Linked DNA regions of Homo sapiens: region 2 is linked to region 1. Evidence: read pairs that join two places in POLR2A ChIA-PET (ENCODE). Cell type or tissue: GM12878. All regions are shown on one strand. Each heading gives the region's core, and the rest is flanking DNA. Links, peaks and the distances in the headings are about the cores only. Region 1 has its middle 2.8 kb from the start of CSTA. Region 2 overlaps CASR (calcium sensing receptor).

What was found. ChIA-PET counts read pairs that join two places held together with the same protein. Peaks named below come from ENCODE experiments on the same cell type or tissue, not always from the same donor. Only the 100,000 strongest peaks of a DNase experiment are listed, where the experiment ranks them.
Region 2: POLR2A ChIA-PET joins it to region 1 with 6 read pairs; 1 of 35 experiments calls an interaction of 5 or more read pairs at or near these places.

What each region holds. Positions count from the first base shown.
Region 1 is chr3:122,321,014-122,323,933 of GRCh38, forward strand. No RefSeq gene overlaps it. Among named protein-coding and RNA genes, the nearest start is that of CSTA, 2.8 kb to the right of the region's middle. RefSeq lists an enhancer at 1,701-1,750. In GM12878, for the core only: no CTCF peak of the experiment used is centred there; a DNase peak (open chromatin) is centred at 1,538; H3K27ac peaks cover 2,059 bases.
Region 2 is chr3:122,261,762-122,264,623 of GRCh38, forward strand. It overlaps CASR (calcium sensing receptor), which reads left to right. Exons shown (of 7, transcript NM_000388.4): 4 at 1-651. Among named protein-coding and RNA genes, the nearest start is that of CSTA, 62 kb to the right of the region's middle. In GM12878, for the core only: no CTCF peak of the experiment used is centred there; no DNase peak of the experiment used is centred there; H3K27ac peaks cover 1,279 bases.

The DNA of each region.
Region 1 (2,920 bases), core at 315-2,814:
CTCCAGTTTAGAGAAGGGAAACCCTAGGCCTCCCCAAGAGTTTGGCTGATCTCTAAGGTCTGGCTCTCTTGATTCTCTTCTGATCACTCTGTTTTGCTCCACAGTGATTCAGGCATGAACTTAGTGTGCTCTTCCTTGACCCTGAAAAAAATAAATACCCTCATGCTAAGCTTTTAGCAAGTCCAGTTAGTTTTTTGCAGGCTTGGCGTCGCAGCAGGGGTCTCGCCATGGAGTATGGGCTGCTCTCCTGCCATCCCGCTGGCTGCACTGTCTCTCCCCTCCTCAACATGGAACAGAAACTCTGCTTTTCTCAAGCCAGGAAGCCAGACAACAATGCGGGTACAGGGATTCAGCTTCCATGCACTATGATGGCCAGAGCATGTTGAGTGTTGAGGGTTTAGTAGAAGAGAGGGAGTTAGTTCGTGTTTTCCTAATATACCAGTCTACACATTGCCTCCAGTTTTATCTTCCTAAAGCACAAATGGCTTCTCTATAGCTCTGACTTTTCAGTGACCTCCATTACCTAACAACTAAAGTGTAAGATCGTTCACCTGTTTTTCATGACCTGTCCTCAGTCAACCCTGCCCCCCACTTTCCCTCTTCACCACAAGGATAGCCAGGAGGAATAACTATGTCCTCCCTTGAACACACACTTCAAATAGGGCCTTCACAGTCATTTTTAAAGCACTGTATTGGTGCAGTAGGAGTTAAGACTCTAATGAAAAACATTAGAGGAAGAAGTATAACAGCGAGACCAAGAGACACACAAAGAAGGCATTCAAAAGGCAGTGCTTTTATATTCTAGCTTTTTGGGGGTGTAACTTACATATGATAAAGTCCACCCACTTTTTTATTTTTTTATTTTTTTGGTGTGGAAACAAGACCACCCACTTTAAGTGCACAATCTGATGAAGTTTGGTAATCATATACTGTTGTGTAGCCACTATCGCAATCCATGTATAGAACAATTCCATCTCCCTAAGACGTTTTCTTGCGCCCCTTTACAGTGCATTCCATCCCTCACCTCAGCCTCAAGCAACCTCTGATCTCCTTTTTGTCACTATAATTTTGCCTCTTCTAAGGTCTCATCTAAATGGAATAATATAGTCCATGGCCTCCTGTGTTTGCTTTCTTTCACTTCTTCTTACATTGTCTTGTTTTTGAGGTTTACCTATGTGATTTAATGTATTACTATTTTGTTCCTTTTTATTGTTAAGTAGTATTCTATACTGTGACTCTACCACAACTATTCTTACCATTCACCAGTTGATGGACAAGGAGTTTTCTTCGGTTTTGAATCATTATGAATAATGCAGCTGTTAGCATTCATATGCCAGTCTTTGTGCAGACATATTTCATTTCTCCTGGGGAAATAGCTAGCAGTAGGAACGGTGGGTTGCATGGTAAGTGTATGCATCCACACATCTACTCCTGGCAATGGGTAGAAGCGCAATTAGCTGGGGAAGTTCAGAGCCCAGGCCTGTAACTAAAGCTGGAGACAAGCCCAAATTCTCAGTATCTTTATGGTGCAAGAGCTCTAAGCCAACAGTAAAGTAAGAACTGGGCTGGGGCTTGTGTACCTCCTAGGACCTGGTAGCGGAAACCACCCCATAGGAAAGCCCCACAAACCAGCCACAAAAGAGAAAACTCACATAAAAGATAACTCCTGTGGCAGATGAGCTCACAGACAAGAAATATGAAATATATGAGGATATCTAGCTCCAGAAACACAGTCTGCATAATTCATACCAAAAAATCCAAAAAGCAATCTTAAAGGTACCTTTAAAATAAATGTGTATTTAATCAACTGTTTGTTTAACTTAAGTAAACAATTAATACAGAGATATGAATTGTGCTTTTCTCTTTTGCACTTCCTTGTGTGCGACTCTTTCCCTGTCAATCAGAGGCACACATACTACTCTTGAGAAGAACTAGGATTGTTATAGGAGGAATACAAAACACAAAAGCAATATTTGCTTTGGGGAAGTTTTTACTTCTAAAATAAATTATTGAGAATCAATAGGAAAAAGCTGAAAGTACAGGGCATAGACCCTAGAAAGAGAAGGGTAGACTTGTGGTTTACCATATCTCTTACCACTGGGGAGATTCAATAAGGATGGCCTGGACTAGGATGTCAGCAGACAACTAAAAATGGGCTTCAGGCTTGGAAAAACGTCAGGGGCCTTAATATGAAAGGACTTGACTTGGGGAGGTCACATGAAGATGAGTAGAACCAGTGGCCTATGAAAGCTGAGCCAAAGTCTTCAGATGACCTGTGGCCTCTTGAGGGAGCACCTTGTCATCCACATTCGCTGTTCTTCTTAATCCACAGGGTAAAGGCATTCTATGGAGAGATACTTGTGTAGCACCCCTTAGTTTAGCCTGTAAGACACTCACTTAGCTCCAAGAGTTTGCCAAGCACCCACCAAACATCATTATAAAGAAACAAGCACCTCCCTGTATTGTGATATAGAACAGTCTCCAAAATATATTGTTAGGAATAAAACAAAAAGTATAATAATTTATGTAGGATACCATTTTTATAAAAGAAAACCTATATAGATGAATATGTATCTATGTGTGTGTGTGCGTGTGTGTGTAGCCAATTTTTTTTTTTTTTTTTTTTTTGAGACACAGTATTGCTCTGTCACCAGGCTGGAGTGCAGTGGCGCGATCTTGGCTCACTGCAACCTCTGCCTCCCAGGTTCAAGCGATTGTCCTGCCTCAGCCTCCTGAGCAGCTGGGACTACAGGCGCACGCAACCACGCCCAGCTAATTTTTGTATTTTTAGTAGAGATGGGGTTTCACCATGTTGGCCAGGATGGTCTCAATCTCTTGACCTTGTGATCCACCCACCTCGGCTTCCCAAAGTGCTGGGATCACAGGCGTGAGTCACCGTGCCCAGCCTCCAATTATTTTT
Region 2 (2,862 bases), core at 1-2,500, 60 kb before region 1:
ATCTCCCAGTACTCTGATGAGGAAGAGATCCAGCATGTGGTAGAGGTGATTCAAAATTCCACGGCCAAAGTCATCGTGGTTTTCTCCAGTGGCCCAGATCTTGAGCCCCTCATCAAGGAGATTGTCCGGCGCAATATCACGGGCAAGATCTGGCTGGCCAGCGAGGCCTGGGCCAGCTCCTCCCTGATCGCCATGCCTCAGTACTTCCACGTGGTTGGCGGCACCATTGGATTCGCTCTGAAGGCTGGGCAGATCCCAGGCTTCCGGGAATTCCTGAAGAAGGTCCATCCCAGGAAGTCTGTCCACAATGGTTTTGCCAAGGAGTTTTGGGAAGAAACATTTAACTGCCACCTCCAAGAAGGTGCAAAAGGACCTTTACCTGTGGACACCTTTCTGAGAGGTCACGAAGAAAGTGGCGACAGGTTTAGCAACAGCTCGACAGCCTTCCGACCCCTCTGTACAGGGGATGAGAACATCAGCAGTGTCGAGACCCCTTACATAGATTACACGCATTTACGGATATCCTACAATGTGTACTTAGCAGTCTACTCCATTGCCCACGCCTTGCAAGATATATATACCTGCTTACCTGGGAGAGGGCTCTTCACCAATGGCTCCTGTGCAGACATCAAGAAAGTTGAGGCGTGGCAGGTGCGTCCTTCACTTATATAGCAATTTGCTGTATAATAAAGCAGAGTTGGGCTGCAACTCCAGGCAAGAAAAATAGTGGTCATTTGAAAAGGGCAATATTTAAATGAAGCCACTAAATGGAGCTTTGGATTCAAAGTACCTTTTTTAAATCTTGAGCAACTGATTTGAACAAAATTGATAGTAATTTGATTATCTATTTAAAGCCTTGAGTCAACTGTTCTTTAGTCCAGTGATTCAGAATAACTGAAGTATGGTCCCCAAAAGTTTTCAAATATCCCAGAACAGATTTAGTAATGAGTGGGGTATTTTTCTAATGTCTAAATTATCAATATTGTTCCCTTGTGAGTAAGAAGTATTTTTTGAGTACCTATTACATTCCATATACTAAGTGGCATAAAGCTAGTATTATTGTGTTTAGCCACCACTTTTGCCATTACATTACTGACAGCCTATACCAAGCCACCCAGCAGGTCAGCTAAGCACAGCTTAGGACAAAAGCAAATCAAAGACACAGAAAACAAAAACTCTTTGTAAAAAGATTTGATATTGAGTGTTTCAAAAAGAAGCACTGAAGTGGTTATCATAGAAAAAATCAGAACTTAAGAGGAGTTCCCACACTTGTTTAGCCTTGTTTTGTATTTTTGAATTACACACAGGAGAGACATCATAATCTTTTTCATTTCAAGAGCTTATATCCTAAATAGCTGTTCGGGTCTTGCATATGTGCCTTATTTTTTTCAATCAGACCATGTTTCACACTCCTTTTGTATTTTCCTTAGTTCCAAACTGACCTATCAGAGAGATTGCATGACAGTGGAGAGGGCGGGAATTCCTGAATTTGAATGGAATGTGCCAGCCTCCAGCTCCCCCATTTCCTAGCTGTGTGATCTTAGGCAAACCATGGCTGTAAGTCACAGTGTCTCCATCTGTGACACAGACTTAATGTCTAGCTTACTTTCCACTCAATGTTCTTTTGACTTAGGTTCATGACATTAAATGACATGATATATGTAAAAGCAATTTGTAAACTTTCAAGCTCTAAACAGATGTGTGATTATTATAGTAGGATTTCAGTACAGCTCTAATTAATCCATGAATTAGGTAAAAATGATAACTAGAACACCTTTGTATACAGAACCCAACCACCACAAACCCTTTGGGAAGGATACCAAGAAGCAAAAAGCACACAACTTGTATCAGTCACTGTAGAGATTCTCATGAAAGACAAGGAGTGACTGTCTAAGTTGGTCAAATAGGCCAGAATCTTCAAGTTCTCAGCCCTTCTTATATGGGAACCTCTTACCCAACCATCACTGTTGGCTAAAGTTTCTAACTTCTGTGGGGTACTCAGAGCTTCTTTCTTCACACGGAACCCCTACCTTGCCAAGATAGAGGTGCTGTAATAAAGGTCAGGCACTCTAAAGTCTTCAGGAGTGATGATGCTAAGGTATGGGGTTTTAAGTAGGAGGAGTAAGGGAGCAATCTTCTAGGTGGTTGTTACTATTGTCTTTTCTTTCTTACCTCTCACGTCCAATGCAAGGAGGACCTCAGTTCTTGAAAAAACTGCAAGACAAGAGTAGGGTTGAAGGAAAAACAGGCTTCAAGGGGGAAACTTGGCAGTTCTACTCTTCAATGGCTCCTCTTCCAGATAAGGAAATAAAATACAGATGGTCAAGACCAGACCTTGGACCTGTGAGAAAAAAAAAAAAGCCATGACAGGCTACAGTCACAACTGGGACTTTTAGTTGTGTAATAGAAAGCCCTAACCAAATTGGCATAAACAAAAAAAGAGGAAATGTAGTGAGTGGGTCATGTCACTAAAAATCTCAGAAGTGTTCCAGGTACAGCTAGGTATTTTCATCTCATCTTTCTGTTCTTCATTCCCCAGGGTTAGCAATTTTCAGCTTCTGTAGCAGCTTGAAGCTAGGATCTCCTTACTTCCCAAGATATCCTGTAAAAGTTCCAGAAACCACATTTATTGACCATTCCTAAGTCATGGATCCATCCCTGATGCTAGCAGTCCTCCAGACTACATAGACTTAGAGTAAGGGGGGAGTGAATCTCCAGTGGGAAGTCAGGATGCCATTACCAAAAGGAGGAAGAAATAGAAGCAAAGCAGCCAACATTCAAAATGTCCACTACACAGACACTTCACCCAACCATGGCCCAGGTAAAGATATGTTCTCCTGACTCTTACATGGTCTGGAAAAA